2 separate regions of the Mus musculus genome follow, and region 2 is linked to region 1. A link is a loop called in an ENCODE intact Hi-C map of the cell type or tissue named here. Cell type or tissue: gastrocnemius. All regions are shown on one strand.

Region 1 (8,000 bases):
AAGGGTGATAAGGACCTGTTCCTTATAAGGTTTTGAGGGCCTAATGAGATGGAGCCTGTATAGGCTTAACCGTGGCCTGGCACAAGTCGGTATCACCATCTGAAGCAAGGCTAACACCATTGGCAGTGGTGTGAGCACGTTACAGTTTAACTGAGAGTACCTGCACCTGTATCCTTGGGACAGCTGCCCCAATCCTGAAACGGCTGACTCCATGATTGGTGTGATTCAGGTTGCAGATAGCCAGGAAGGGACGTTTCTAGGCCTCAGAGAGTTTCCTCTTGATTTGGGAGGCAACAGGAGTAGAGCTGAAGCCTGCAGACTCTGGCTTTTTGTTTGTTTGGTTTTGTGTTTTTGCTTGTTTGTTCTTTTGCCTGGCCAAGTGCTACCTCTTGAGCTCAGACAGTCTTTTCTCATCGTCTGAGTTGGTTGGGACTGTAGACTGCAACTACAGACTCTATTTTTAAAGTGAAACCATTGGCTTCTATGGCTCATGTAACTCCTCTGAAGACGTCAGGAGCTCCGTGAAGCTGTTTGTATTTTGAAAAGAACCATGTAAGATGATCGTGATAGCACAGGCCTCTAAGCCCAGCTACTCTAGAAGCAGAGGCTGGTGGCTAAGAGTCCATGGAGTTCCTGGGCTGTCTGGGGAGCTCAGGACTGCCTGACAGCTTAGAAAGACTCTGCCCCAAGGTTAAAATCAGGAAAAAGTCTGAGGATATAGTAATGTCTGTAAGACCCTGCTCTCGTCTCCATTTTACAGATGCGAGAGCTGGTGCTCAGAGGAGTTAAGTGACTAAACCCCAAACCAGACAGCTTGTTTTGGATCCTCTTCCTTGTAATTGCTTTCTATGGACCATGTTAGGTCTGTGTGGTTAACCAGTCTTCCAAAAGAGTTGGGCTTATTGACCATGCTAGTTTTTTATTTACTTAAAGATTGGGAAGTTCCAGGTAGAAAACTTACTCAGGCTTGTTATTTCTAAAGGGGTAAAGAGAGGAAGGGGTCTTAGGCCAGGTGTAGTGGTGTGTGCATTTAATCCCAACATTTGGGAGGCAGGTAGATCTCTCTAAGTTCAAGGAGGACCAGCCTGGTCTGCATAGTGAGTCTCCACCCCCAAAACAACAACAAAACAAAGAACAAGAAGAGAATAGCCTGCATTCAGCTCTCCCACAAGCGGCATACCTGCGTGGCTCCTTGGAGCAGCTCCTCGGTAAAACTGCTTACAATCATCTGCAAGAAAGATCAGCTGGACCAAATGTTTCGGTTTCCTTTCCTAGTCTTTTAGAATTACGGGTTTTTTATAGGTATTCATTTGGATTTATAATAAGCTAATGGTACCTCAAATGATGACCACTGTTTATATTCTTTGGCATGTCTGAGTAACTTGAAATATTTAAGTAGAGCTGCAGCGTTCACCACAGCAAGCGTGTGTTCCACATGAGTCCATGCTGAATTGCTGTGGTGGAGACCCGAGACACTCGCCAACCACACTGCAAGACTGCGTTTAGTGCCATCAGAGCAGACGGTCAGGGTGGATGGAGAAGTCTGTCTGGGATCTTTTAGGAAGGCTTCCTAGAGGAAGCTGCCTTTGAGCTGGAGCTGAACATGGGTGGGCAGAAGTGAACAGTGATGTGTGGTGATGCATGGAGCCACAGGAAGGAAACAGATGTGCTCAGGCCTGCTCTGTGCCCCTTGCTGGGTTGGGATTGAAATATGGGGATAGTGGGGGGATTGAGTAGACCAGTCAAGGAGAGGAAAAGAAGGGTGGGTGGAGCTTATGAAGGGAGGTGGACATGGCATGTGGCTCTCAGCAAGTGGCAATGACTTCAGTAGAGTGGAGTGTGAACTTGTTGGAGCAGTAGAACTTACAGGTGGTTTGGTTTGCTTTTAGAATGCAAAAAGATTTGCCATTTTTAATTTTTAAAAATTAAATTTGTTCTTCAACAATTTTGTACATGTATAGTACTTTACTGAAAGGCTTTCCCTGTCCCAGGTTCCTACTACCCTCGTCCACCCTGCCATTTCCTACAGACCTCTTTCTCATTTCATGACTCAAATGGCCACATTCTCAGTCCCAACCCTGAGTGCCCCGTCCACCCTGGGTGTCTGCTCCAAGGACACCAAATGATGCAGTGTGGTTGGCGAGTGTCTCAGGTCTCCACCACAGCAATTCGGCATGGACTCACACTGAAGACACGCTGGCTCTGGTGGACTCCGCAGCTTCATTTTATTTTGTGACTCACTGAGTTTAGCAGGGGTGAGGGCAGGGGCTTCTGTGTGGCTGTGGGTTTGGAGTTATCATTGGAACCAGGTGGGCATATGATTGCAGACAATGGTTCTCCTTCTCCCAGAATCTAACAGGGCCTAAGGTAAGCCAAGCTAGCCTTTAACTATGTAGCTGAGGATGCCCTTGAACTTATGAATCTCTTGTCCCTACTTCCTGAGTGCTGGGTTACAAGCCTGGGCTGTCACACACATCTGAAGGTTTTGAATGGTGCCATGTAGAGGAGCCTCGTGGTATCTTGTTTTTCTGTCATTCAGTCCCCTACCAGCTCCATCAAATAGGATTTGTCTCTTTTAAGACAGGGTCTCACCATGGAGCTGGCTAGGCTCTTAGTCCCTCCTGCTTCAGAGTTTGAGCGCTCTTACTACAGGCATGTGTCACCATGTCTAGGGGATCTTAAATATGAGGTATAATGTAATCTCATTTTGCAGATGATAAACCAAGACTTAGCAAAGTTAACTATCTTGCCTATGGCCGTTGGGCTAAGTCAAGAAGCAGTTTAAGCCCTAGACTCTAAGCTTGATGCCAAAGTCTAAACCTACAGTAAAAGGACGCACTAGGCAAGTTGTAAGTGAGACATCTCTGTGGGAGACACGAAGTGATGAGGATGGTCCTGAGGTGGGCAAGTCTGGGGCCATCGGTGGCCTGTAAGGACTGGGGTAGGAAGAGAAAGGGGGAAGGAGAGTGCTGTATGGGTGGTGGAGGCGATGGGCTGTGGCCTCCACTTCTCAATGACTTGTCAGTGTGGGAGGCACACGGCTGATCATCCTGAGTCACAGAGTTTGGGAAGGGAATGGTGACTCAGCAGGATGAGCCTGGTTCCTTCTCAGCCTTCCCTACAGTTACTGCCGATCCATCACCTTTCACCTCCCAAGCCTCAGTGTTCCCGTTAAGCACAGTAAGGCTCTAGAAGGTCTGCTTAGGAACAGGGTGCAATCGCACCAACCCAGCTTTGTAAACCAGTCTCCTTCACCATCCCAGCAAGACCCCTTCTGAATAGAAGGGTACAAGTCCCCAGAAGTTGCTTCTTTTCTACCCGTCAGTGGCCTGAGAACCAGAGCCCCAAAGTGGACTTCCTGTGAATGTGTCCTTAATGAGCACTTCGGCTGTTGTAAGCAGTGTGGCCATCGACACTGAAGCATTAGGAGAGGAAGTCCTTTTATAAGCTTCCAGATTAGAGTCGCTCTCCCAAGGACTTTCTCTTTAGAAAGCTGAATTATTTCCCCAAACACATTTACTACTTACTGGCAGGCAGGCAGGCAGGCAGGCTTCAATAGGAGCATAATGGAGTCTGGGCAACTGGCTCAGACCTCTAATCCCAGCAATGAGTGCGAGGAGGAAGAATACTTGCAGATTTTTGCGGCCTGCCAGGGCTACCTAAGTGAGACTGTCTTGGCGAGACACACACACACACACACACACACACACACACACACACACACACACACACACACACACGACCCCAGAGCCAGTGGGCGGCAAATTTCAACTTTTCATTTCCTTTGAAAACAGCACAGATCCCTCAGGGGACTGTGCCAGTACAGGGGGATGTGAAAGAGATCTATCTATGCCTTCACTTCTCCAGAGCGGCCCAGGGACAGATCTGTCTGAGTATTCCTGGTCCACAGTGCCCTCTTGTGGTGATGTCTGGCAGCTCTTGTTCTGGGGAAAAGCAATGGTTGGGCAGTGTTAAGCTCAATGTCTTCTGCCTGGAGAAGGCTTACTTCAGGGCTAGAGATGCCTTGGCACCTGCTCAGAGCTCACTGACTTCCCGCAGACAGTGCAGTCTGGGAGGACTCAGGCCTGCATTCTTCTAGTCTATAAGAAAAGAGAAGAGGAGTCAGGGCTGAGAGGAGCCCTGCGTTCTCAGAGGTGCTCAGGTCGTCTAACCTGAGCTGCATGTGACTGTGAGCATTTTGGAATAATTAGAATTGAGGCGATAGTAAGGTTAGAATACACACTGCAGTTTAAAGGTTAGAGTAGAAAAAGTAACGTGAAATGCTGCCTAATTCTTCATATTCAGCACACGGCAAAAGTGGTATTTTGAGTTAGTATACTAACACTGGGAAGCAGGATGTGATGGTGTGCCTATAATTCTAGCACTAGGTAGGTGTGCAGGCGGATCAGGAGTTCAGCGTTATCCTCAGCTTAGCTGCAGACTGAGTTCAAGGCCACATGGGCCACATAAGACCCTACCTTAAAAATAGGAACAGGCTAGCTCATCTGTTAAGGTTTTTGCCTGGTTTCAATTTCCAGCATCCTATGAACCAGGTATGGTAGTGTGGACTGTGATCCTAGCACTGGGAGCTTGAGGCAAGAGGATAGGGTGTTCAAAGTCATCCTTAGCAAATCAAGTGGCTCAGCTGGTAAAGTTGCTCTTGCCAAACAAACTTGGTAACCTGAATTCAAACCCTGAAATCCATGTAAACAGAGGAGGAAAAAACTGGTTCTACAAAGGTGTCCCCTGACCGCCACACAGGTACTGTGGCATGCATACCTACCTGCCTGTATTGTGTGCACACACATACACACACACACACACACACACACACACACCATTTTGTTTTGTTTTAGCCAGACTTTTAGCTACTTTATAGGCTCTTATTTCTATCACCCTTCTCTCCCCTTATCCCTTCCAACCCCCAACACTAAGTTGTAGAGGAAGGCTAGAGAGGAGAGGGAGCATCGGTATTGTTAGACGACCTCCTGTTGTTTAGGGTGTCAAGGTCCTTGGGCAATTTGGATGTTTGTCAGAATATCTCCAGCCAGCAGCAGAGGAGTAGTGGCTGCCTTACCTGTCTCAGGGATCTAGCGTTTTTATATTCTCTCAAGAGCCTTCAGCATCCTGTCATATACTTGCAGAAACTATCTGCAGTTGGCAGGATCACAGCCCTGCCAGAGCACGAGGCAAATCATAGTCTGCCGCTATGGACAGTCTAAAGCAGCCCCATATCCCATGCCTGGAATTAAAATAAAAACATATTCCTATAACATTTCTATGTTTTTAAAGAAACCAAAATTCTCACTACAAGTTTTAATTAGCTAGGTGTGGTGTTGTATATTTGTAATCTCAGTAGGCCGAGGTAGGAGGGTCATAAATAAAACCAGCCTGGTTACATAGTATAACGACTAATATTGATTATCAACCCAACAGGAACTAGAATCATATGGGAAAGGAGCCTCTGGGCGTGTCTAGGTTAGGTGAGTTGGGATGGGAAGGCCCAACGAGCTGGGATCTGGAAGTTTCCGTCCATGGTCAGTTGGTCCTGAGGCTCTGGGCCCGTGTCAGGGTAGCACACTGTGGCAGAAGTGCATGGCTGAACAAAACAGTTTTCCTCCTGACAAGGAAGGGAAAGAAGAGAAGGGGCTGGGGTCCCACACTGCCCTTCAAAGCACACCCTTGGTGGCCTAAGCCCTTCTCACTGGGCACCCTTAAAAGGCTCTGCCACCTTCCAATCAGGTCAACACATGGCCGTAGGAAACATTCACGATTCAAATCTTATCCGTCATATACATTTTCTGGTATGTTTGGATGTCTTCTATGCTCTTAGCACTGATTGAAGAGTCAGGGGAAACTATTCAAGTTGGGGCCGTATGGACTGCCCAGGCTTAGATCTGAAAAGCTGGAGATGTGGTTTTATGCTCATTTTTCTTTCAGGCATTTGTCAACTGGAAGGAGGCAGGATTGGCTTGGAGCTTCTTCAAACAGTCGTTCTTGAAGCAGATTTTGACAGAAGGTGAGTAAAGCAGAGTTCACATTGAGCAGTTGGGAGATCATAGAAGATACAAAAGGATTCCACGGGACTGCTGACACCAGAACACTTGTCTGGGGCCCGCAGCAGAGGACCCTTAGAGATGTGCTTGCTCTATCTGCTTTTAAATAAGATAGGGAACCAATATTTATTTAACTTTATGTTTTACTTAAGTTGTCTGCCTTAAATCACTCCACAGCCTTACAGAAGATAGTCTCTCCCTCTGTGTAGGGATGTGGAATTGAAATCCAAGTCTTTGTTAGTCAGCTTCCTGTTACTGTGGCAGATTACCCAAAGTAACCAGCTTAAAGGAAGGAGAGGTTCAGGGTGGCCACAGCTTTAACTCACGGTTACTCGCCTTTGTTGCCAAAGTGAAGCAGTGTGTCATGGTGCTAGTGTATGCAGAGAGGCTGTTGTGTGTCATGGTGCTAGTGTATGCAGAGAGGCTGTTGTATGTCATGGTGCTAGTGTATGCAGAGAGGCTGTTGGGAAACAGAGTTTTAATATGTCCTTCAACAGTATGCTCCTGTCACCTGGCTTTCTCCCTCTAGGCTCTATCTCCTGAGGGTTTCAGGAGGACCATGGGCTGGGCTCAAAGCTTAAATACATGGAAACGCTTTATACTTAAGCTGCAGCAAAACCTAACTGGAAAAGCCCATAGTAAATCATTTAAAATATTTATTATAAACGTGTATTATATGGCAGAAAATTAGAGAAAAACAAAATCTCATTATCAGATCCTAGCTTTTTATACATTTTCCAGCCATTTTCTGAACGGTTCTGTTTGTGGTAGTGAGAGCATATATGCTTCCACCCCACGTTTCCTGTACACTGTGGGTGCTGAGAACAACCACAGATAAGCAGCAAGCATGGCCTCAAGGAGCTTCTCTTGCCAAGCCACTGCTGTGAAGTACTTAGCTAGTGCATGGCTGTGGGCGGGGCTTGGAGACTTAGCACAGGCTCTGTACGGGCCCTTGTTTACTAGAGCTCTGTTAAGAAGCCAAAGAGGAAAAGAGATGTGAACATCTGAGAGGTCTCCTGTCCAAGGGAGCTCATGAGGAGGAGAGCCCATTGTCCTGCCGGAGGGGCCTGAAAAAACCCATTGTAGAAGGCTAAGATACTCCAGTCAGTCGGGTTCAGACTGAACCAGGATGACAGTGTGACAGACAGGGTGAGGCTGAAGAAAGGAGGCCAAAAAGAAAGCTGGAGTTAGTATATAAAAGGCCTCCAGTGCAGAGTTAAGGAGCCTCCATGCTTTGCAGGTATTAAGGAACTATTTGAAGACGTGAACTCAGGATTGACAGGGGATTATACAATTGTGCCTTGGTATCAGGTTTTGGTTCTTAGACCAATCCCAGATATTTTAAAATCTAAGGTGCTCAAGTCCCTGTGTAAAATGGTGTATTTTTTGTGTATAACCTAGACATACTCTTCTTTATGCTTTAATTGTACCTAGTGCAATGCAAGTGCTATGCGGAGCTATTGTTGTACTATTTGTTTAGGAAACAATTTATTATTTGTTATTACTATAATAATAATAAAAGCATCCATACACATAAAGTCATGTTCAGTGCAAATGCACTTTTTGGGATGTTTTTGATTTATAGTTAGTTGAATCATTAGAATCACAAACCCTCAGATATGGAGGCTAGCTGTATTTACAAAACCTAGAACTGTTTGAAGTTAGAGGGTCAGAATAGCACAGAGATAGGACCTAAGAAGTCCCTGTCACAGTTGTCTTTACAGGGAGACAGGTCAGAGAGAGGAGTCTTGAGAGAAGAGGGAGTCTGGCCTTATAATGAATTCTTTTTGAGTTCCCAGGAGGAGAGAACTTAATCTTTGGGGTTGTGGCCACTGTTTGGTGCCCTGTCTCTGTCATGGCCAGGGCGTTTCATATGTGGAAATGAAAATTCAAGCCAGGCATGCTGGCGTACACCTTTAATTACAGCATTTGGGAAGCAGAGGC
Region 2 (8,000 bases), 81 kb before region 1:
AGAGCTGAGCATAAGAACCATCTAACATTTGCAGAACCTGGACTGGGTCTGAAGCAGCAGGGGGATTTTTCTGTAATGTCTAGCAGTACCCACATGCAGTGGGCGCTACTGTGTACATGCTAAAGACAAGGATACTGAGCACCCAAGAGGCCCAGTCCATAGACACTTGGCCCTTTTGCTCTGGGTCTTAGTGTCTTTGTGCCACATGATAGGAGCATTTGGTATAGAAGATCTGTTCACTTCATGATGGCTGAAAACAGAGGAGGGGTGGTGTTCATGTTCAGTGACCTCACTTTACAAAGACTATCTCAGCTGGGCATGGTGGTGCAGAGGCAGAGGCAGGCAGATTTCTGAGTTCGAGGCCAGCCTGGTCTACAAAGTGAGTTCCAGGACAGCCAGGGCTATACAGAGAAACCCTGTCTCAAAAACACCCCCGCCCCCAAAAAAAGACTACCTCTTTTTTTAAAAGATTTATTTTTTATTATTATAGATAAGTACACTGTTGCTGTCTTCAGACAGACCAGAGAGGGCATCAGATCTCATTACGGATGGTTGTGAGCCACCATGTGGTTGCTGGGATTTGAACGCAGGACCTTCAGAAGAGCAGTCAGCGCTCTTAACCACTGAGCCATCTCTCCAGCCCCAAAGACTACCTCTTTTTTTTTTTTGGTTTTTCAAGACAGGGTTTCTCTGTATAGCCCTGGTTGTCCTGGAACTCACTCTGTAGACCAGGCTGGCCTCAAACTCAGAAATCTGCCTGCCTCTGCCTCCCAAGTGCTGGGATTAAAGGCGTGCGCCACCACACCCGGCTAAGACTACCTCTTAAAGATTCCTATAACTCCACAGTCTGGAACCAAGCCTTGAGTACTGGAGAACTAGGCATGGTGGTACATATATGTGTTATCCCAACATTTGGGGGGGACGGGTCAAGAGGATTATAAATTGGAGGCCAGTCTAGGCAAGACTGTCTCAGAGGACGAGGAGATGAAAGAAGAGGAGGAGGAGGAGGAAGCTGGAGAGATACCTCAGAGGTTAAGAGTGCTTGGTACTCTTGTAGAGGACCTGAGTTCATTTCCCCACACCCACATCAGACAGCTCACCGATGCCAGTAACTGCAGCTTGAGAGGATCCAATACTATACTTCTGGCCTCCATAGGCACCTGCACACACGTGTGCATACACACACGCACGCACACACGAGGGGATATATTTTAAGAAGAAAGAAATAGGGCCTGCAAGATCAGTAGATAGCCAGGTGTGGTGGCTCATGCCTTTAATCCCAGCACTTGGGAGGCAAAGGCAGGCAGATTTCTGAGTTCAAGGCCAGCCTGGTCTACAAAGTGAGTTCCAGGACAGCCAGGGCTACACAGAGAAACCCTGTCTCGAAAAACAAAACAAACAAACAAAAAAGATCAGTAGATAAAGGTACTTGCTACAAGGACTGATGGTCCAAGTTCTATCCCTAGAACCCACATGGTGGAAAGAGAGAGAACCCCCCTTAAGTTGTACTCTGATGTCCGAATGACATGTTTACCTGTATGTGTGCACACAATTAAAAAATAAACATTTTTTTTTGTTTTTTTTGGAAATTAGTTAAGATCCAAACAATAGCACCAAGGAACCTGCTAGGCCCTAGAAGCGAGGACCTTATACTCAGAATGGAGCGCGCAGGGGTAGACCCAGACTCTGCCCCAAGTCTGTGTTCTACAGTTTGACCATCAGCAATGCTAATTCCTGGACATGCCAGGTGAAGGTTGAGTATGGCTCCATTATCACAGAGCCTTTACTGCTGAGCTATTGGTACACCTGAGCCAGTGCTTTAAAATGGCTTTTACATTTTTTAAAACATAAAACCCTTGTTTCCAAACAGGACACTCAAGAACGATTAAGCTAACAGAACCAATTTTATGAACTATGTTATTTTTGACTCTCTATTGAGACAGAGTGTGTTTGATTGGCTTATTTTTTGAACCCATGATTTTCAAGTCCAGAAAGTGGCTTCTAGAAGCCTTGCTGTGTTGTTGACAGCAGATATCTAATATGCTGCAGCCCCTGAGCCTGTTCCCAACCCTTGGTGGGGGCAGTGAACCTCTACCACACCAGCTGGAGGGCATTGCCTACTGAGGGGCCTGGACCTGACTCGCCCATCACAGTTCATGTCCCAGGCAGGACCAGAGGTAATCTCTGCTGCCACCTGCCTCCTTCTGGCACAATAAGGGCAGAGAGCAGGGTGAGAGAGACCAGGGCCATGCCCAGGTGAAGGGAGCTCTCTATTGCCACATCCTGGGCTCTCACTCACCCAAACCCATCTGGGCACATTTCCTGACCTCTGGCTATGATCTAAGCTGACTGTGTTGTCTGGGACCTGCAGAAGGCAGAAAGGAAGGAGCCAGGCCTACAGGAGGAAGTGCAATGTTGGGTACAACGTTGACTGTCCTTTCTGAAGATTCCCCCATATCTCTGGGACTGCTTCCTCATGCAAACCTGGCCCACTCCCATCCCTTTCCCCTCTGGTTCCAGTTACGAAATGGTGACTCCACAAAGACACCCGCCGGGGGTCTATGATCTCCAAGGGCTTTCCAGGGCCAAGCCAAACTGTGCCCCTCCTAGCTGTCCTCCGCAGCTTCTGCTCCTTGTCTCTCTTCTCAGAGCCTCTGCAGACCAGGGAGGGTCATCTTCTCATTCTCCTCCTGGCTCGTATTGAGCAAGCCTGTGAGCCATTGTGCTCATTGCCAAAGAAAGCACGACAAAGACTCACAGACTCCAAGGAGCCTCCCAGAGCCATGGGGAAAATCCTCCACTCTTCAGACCCTCTGCTGACCCACTGGAGAAGTGCGGAGCTTGACAGCCAGCAGCAGCCATTTCCTTAGGGGCTGTTGTGAAGATTAATTACAGGCCACAATGCAGGGAAGCAGTAAGAATGGTACTTGACATAGTGTCATTGTCCTGAACTTGTGGGCCACACACAGTGCATGCCAGGCACGCTTATTCGTATCTGTCACATGATGGCCCAAGTGATACCCCTTAAACTCCTGGCCCACAGCAGGCACCCACTCCTGCCAAGGACCATAAGAAATTAGGCACATAGCACTCACACCAACGCCACCCACAGCCCATGTGTCCTCCATCCCAAGTGAAATCGGTAAGATCGACTCCCAACAGGCCTTTCGGAAGAAAGTACTTCCCCACAGGCCTTGGCCTTTGTGTAGCACTTAACGTGGGCTGAGAAGCAAATGTCAGGGCTTCCTGAGTATGTATTTAACGCAGGCAGAGGGAGAAAACTGTGCGTCTTCTAAGGCCCACTTAAAGAGCCCGATTTAGGAACAGATATTAAGGTTCAAAGACTGAAATCACAGAGGATATAGCTGTGGAGGGCAAAAGTAGATCAGCTGATGAGACTCAGAGAATGCCTGTGACCTCAGGACATCAGGAGCCTAACGCCATCTGAGTCATGGTAACTTGGGCCAGGCTTCCCACTTTAGGAACATTTCTCTGTCCTTGGTCCCCTTCTGTGTTTTCAGATCTTGCGTGCGCTGTCTTCCCTCCTAAGGGGATAAAAGGGCTCTGGCCAGGCGGTTAGGATTCAGAAGAGCAAACAAGGTGGCCCAGCCTCTGGTCTCCCACAAGCAGTCGTCATCCAAGGTCATTTGCTACGCAGACACAGTCGGGGGTCAGGAGGGGTACAGAAGCCCTGTCCAGCTTTGATGGTTCCAAAGTGGAAGCAGGTGCCAGAGAGAGCTGAAAGTTAAGTCCTGGTAAAGTCAGGCCAAGGGCAGCCATGGGAAGTCCTGGATCCCTCCCCACACTGGCAAATCTGAATGCAGCCTCATTTCCTCTATTAGAACCTCTCTATTAGAAAATGTGGACCTCCGACTCGCATCAGTCCTACATACATTAATGGGGACCTGTTGGGAACTATGGGCACCATGTTAGGATGAACACTATCCTCTGAGACAAAACAGATAATTGTTTATGTAAGGAGAGATATTATTGCTTATGTTTCTCTGGGTCCCCAGCAGTCAGAGACTGTTTAAAGTGTTCAGCACTGTCCCTGGCATGAAGACTGATGGTAGGCAGTCTCTGCAGTGCCTGCAAGATGGCATCCACCAGGGGGCGATGTAGCCCAGCCAGGCAGTGGGCGATGTTGCCCTGCCAAGTGGCCATCTCACAGACCCCTCGGTTTTTCTGTCTGTTGTCTTAGACACGTAGCAGTGCTCCACGGGCTCAGAAGCCAATACTCCTCCACACAATGGGCTGGTCTGGCAGCGCTGACTTGATTTCCAAGGTGTGGCTTTCTGGGCAGCTTTTCCTAGCTTCACTGGGCAATATGCAGATTCCTACCTCGCCTAGCTTGCTCTCGGTCCTGATGCACATACATATCAGGAGAGCTTTCAAAATATGATGCCTGGGCCTCCTCCAAGATGACAGTGTTATTAGACGTGGCTAACCCGGGAACTGGGTTCCAGGACTCAGCCAGAACCGCGACCCCTGCTAAGAACTTGGTATGAAAGATATGTACCTTTTATCAGTATGCACTGCTGAATTCCAGGCAGCCTAACACACATCTAAAGTCTAGCTGGTCCTTCTATCCATCCATCTGTCTACATATCCATCCACTCGCTCAGGCATTTCTTTTCTGTAGCTCTGCCCTGTACCCCCAGCTGCCAGTGCCCTCAGAAGCGAGCACATTTGGGCTTTGAGAAGTTGCTCAATGGTTAAGAGTATGGACTGCTCTTTCTGAGGACCTGAATTTGGCTACCATCATCCAAAGTGGCTCTTATTAGGGGATGGTTTTGTGTACTGTATTTCAGATGCTGACTTCTGTGCCCAGGGACCTGGTTGTAGTTCAGACGTTGGCACTGTCACGATTATTGGAGCATCTCCTGTCTCAATGATGTGTAAAGACTGTTTTCTAACAAAGTGTCCATCAGCTGGACAGTAGCTGGACAGGAGAAGAGAATAGGACAGGATTTCCAATCCCAGTGAGCAAGTCCCAAGCAGGAAGAGAGAGAGAGACAGACAGAGAGATGGAGAGAGACAGAGAGGGAGAAAGAGGAGGACCAGGAGGATTCACTATGAGGTCCCCATGAGAGAGCAGCCATGAGGACACACATGGACCAGAGCGAGCCAGGAGGGCAAGACTCAGATGGCAAGTAATTGGCCTGTTTGGGAAGTAATCTGGGCCAGCACAGCTGGGCTAGGATAGCTCAGAACCTGCCCAGCTTAGTGCTTGCAGATTATTAATAAATATAAGGTCTCTGTGACATTTACATGGGAACAAGGAGTCACATAGAAGAAAACTCCCAGAAATACATTTACAGCTAACAATTCCCTGTGATTCCAGGGATCTGATTCTTCTGGTCTGAGGGCCACCTGTTCTTACATGTGCATGTGCACGTGCGCGCGCACACACACACACACACACACATTTAAGAATAAAAACACAGTGTAAAGCAGGCACGTGGAAGGAAGAAAGTGGAATCCCACCGAGCCACTGGTTCCCTTCTGCTCTCTTTGCAGAACTCTCGGCCCTGCACCTGTTGGGAGAATCCTTGAGCAGCTCCTCAAATGCCCAGGCTTTTGCTCACTTCCTGTCTCCTTCAGTTACCATGGGCAGAAGCAGGCATTCCGGCAAGTCTGGGCATGAGGGTCTTGAGTACCTGTCTGAAGGGGGAGCATTGAATGACTAGGTAGATACCTATTAGTTGTCTACCTGCAGTCATCCAGTGTGGGGTAGAAGGTGTCTTCTCCCCTGAGGGGCAGGGTCACAGTGGCTGCTGTGTATGCAATACATATAAACAGAATTGTGTCATCATAGCCAACGGCAATACCATGGTCAGCCCCATCCTTCAATGAGGAAGTGAAACTGAGGTCCTGGGAGACTGAGTCACTTGCTGAGGTCACTAGGACACACAGCATTTAAACCAGGGCATTCTGACTGCAGAGGCTGGGCTTCTGCTCCCAGGCTCCTGAGCATCTGCAGTGCCCCGTCCTGTACTGAGCGGGCTGCTTGCTCTGTCCTTTACGACGGCTGGGCTTCCTGCTGCTTGTATATCCACTTGGCAAGGGCTTTCTGCCTGCTTCCAGACCCTTAGATGCTAGGGAAAGTGGCTTTGAGCCTAGCATGAGAGGCATTTCCTGGCCAATGAGCCAGGCCTGGCACCTACTCAAGAGCTGGGAACAGGTCTACAGACAAGACATGTGGCCTTCCAGGCATCCAGGCAGAGGCAGTGTCCCTGAGAGCTGCTTCCCACAGCAAGTGAGGGCTTCCTGAGGCAGGCCCCACAGGCACCAGCCACTGTGAAGCCGTGTGTGAAGCCTTCCCAAACCAGCCATTCACAAGGCAGCACCGATTAGTGCTTCCCTCTACCAGCGAAGAGACAGGCTGACAAGGAACTCAGCCAGTGTGTGGCAGCATAGTGAAACTCAAACCTTTGGCTACTTTTCTAGATTCTGTGTTCTCAGCACTCCTCACTGCCTGAAGCTGAGAAACAACCTAACTCTCCCTCCCTTCCGCAGGGGGAGGAGACCCATCATCGAATGTAAAGCTGTGTGCCGGGCAGGCCCTGCTTAGAGTGGCAAGATGGTGGGAGCCCCCAAATGTGAGCACCAGCACAACTTCTGTGCTCTCACTATTGCCCTGGTTCATGGAAGTGCTGGAGATCTTTGCATGCTATAGCAGAAGCAGGACACGGGGGACCCTAGGCACCTCCCTTCCTTATTCCAGTGTCACCATGTCATATTGTGAGGACCAATGTCACTGCTTCCAGTGTCCAGGCTGGCCCATCACAGGTACAATGAGAGGCAGCGTGTCTTCCTGAGAGGACAGAACTATACTCCCATCCCCACAACCCTCTTCCTTGGGCAGTTTCAGTCCATCTTGCCTTCTCAAGCTGTGGAAATTTGTACCTCAGCCCAAAAGAATGAACTGCTGGCAGTCAGTAGCACGGCTACTGGACCAGCCAATCAGGAGCTAGGACTGCCTCATCCACCTCCAGGACAAAGAGCCAGCTGGGTCCCAGGGGCTGGACCAGAGGGGCCCAAGGGAGGGCCCTGTTTGAGAACGGTGCCCCAGGCTGCAGGCAGGAGCAGTCCAGTGGGGGAAGGGACAAACTAGAAGCTTACAGAATGGGAGGCATGGAAGCGGTGAAGAGAGCCCAGTCAGGGAGCTCCTGCACAACATGGCCACGCTGGCTCGCAGGCAGCTGCCAGGTACTGCTGTGTCTTAGAGCCAGACTCCTTGACTGTGCAGTCGGTTTGGTCAGCATACTGAAACATCCCATCCAGGCACTAAGCATTTTCTCTCCCACCCTGCCCCTCTCTTCTCCAGCCAGGCAGGGACTCCTGTGGGATCATTTTAGAACGTAGATGCCGACCCCTGTCCCAAGAATGAAGATAAACAGTAAAAAAGATGTGTAGTTTTGGGCAAGTGTGGTGACACTCAGGAGGCAGAGGCAGAAGGACCTCTGTGGGGCCAGCCTGAACTACAGAGCAAGCTGGAGATCAGCCAAGACTACACAGAGAGACCCTGTCTCAAAACATGAAGCACTTAAGCAAACTTGAGTATTGAGACACACTTCCAGCTTTGTGCCTCTGATCCTCCTTTCCGGTCTGGCCTTCTGCCTCTCCGAACTTCTGGGCTGGCCCTCTCTACCCAGTCACAGATTACAGCCCATCTCACCTCCTACCATAACCCCACAGAGACATCTGTGGTTCCTGCAGTGCCAGGGCCCTGGGGCAAAAGGAAACCCCTAAACACAAACACATTTGCATGAAGACCCAGGGGTCTGCCACTGCAGCCAACGGTGGCAGGAGCACCTGCTACCAACTTCCTGGGACATAAATGTCCCCACAGCCAGGTTGGTACCATTCAGTGTTTATTTAGACACACATAAAAGAACCTGTGGTTCAGACAGCTTGTGCTCTTCTTTTCTTTTGGTCATATATATATACATACGTACATACATACACATATATATGTATATGTGTGTATATATATA

What was found. A loop is a pair of places that touch in the nucleus more often than their neighbours do. Peaks named below come from ENCODE experiments on the same cell type or tissue, not always from the same donor. Only the 100,000 strongest peaks of a DNase experiment are listed, where the experiment ranks them.
Region 2: it touches region 1 in a loop (13-fold over the local background); 38 of 42 quality-filtered maps call a loop at or near these places.

What each region holds. Positions count from the first base shown.
Region 1 is chr14:30,668,230-30,676,229 of GRCm38, forward strand. Rft1 (RFT1 homolog) reads left to right here. Exons shown (of 13, transcript NM_177815.3): 7 at 5,941-6,019. Among named protein-coding and RNA genes, the nearest start is that of Rft1, 18 kb to the left of the region's middle. In gastrocnemius, a CTCF peak has its summit at 3,925 (motif pointing left); a DNase peak (open chromatin) is centred at 3,926; H3K27ac peaks cover 857 bases.
Region 2 is chr14:30,587,494-30,595,493 of GRCm38, forward strand. It overlaps Prkcd (protein kinase C, delta), which reads right to left. Exons shown (of 18, transcript NM_011103.3): 18 at 7,861-8,000. Among named protein-coding and RNA genes, the nearest start is that of Gm52147, 5.1 kb to the right of the region's middle. In gastrocnemius, a CTCF peak has its summit at 6,382; DNase peaks (open chromatin) are centred at 4,124, 6,149 and 7,052; H3K4me3 peaks cover 1,602 bases; H3K27ac peaks cover 2,751 bases.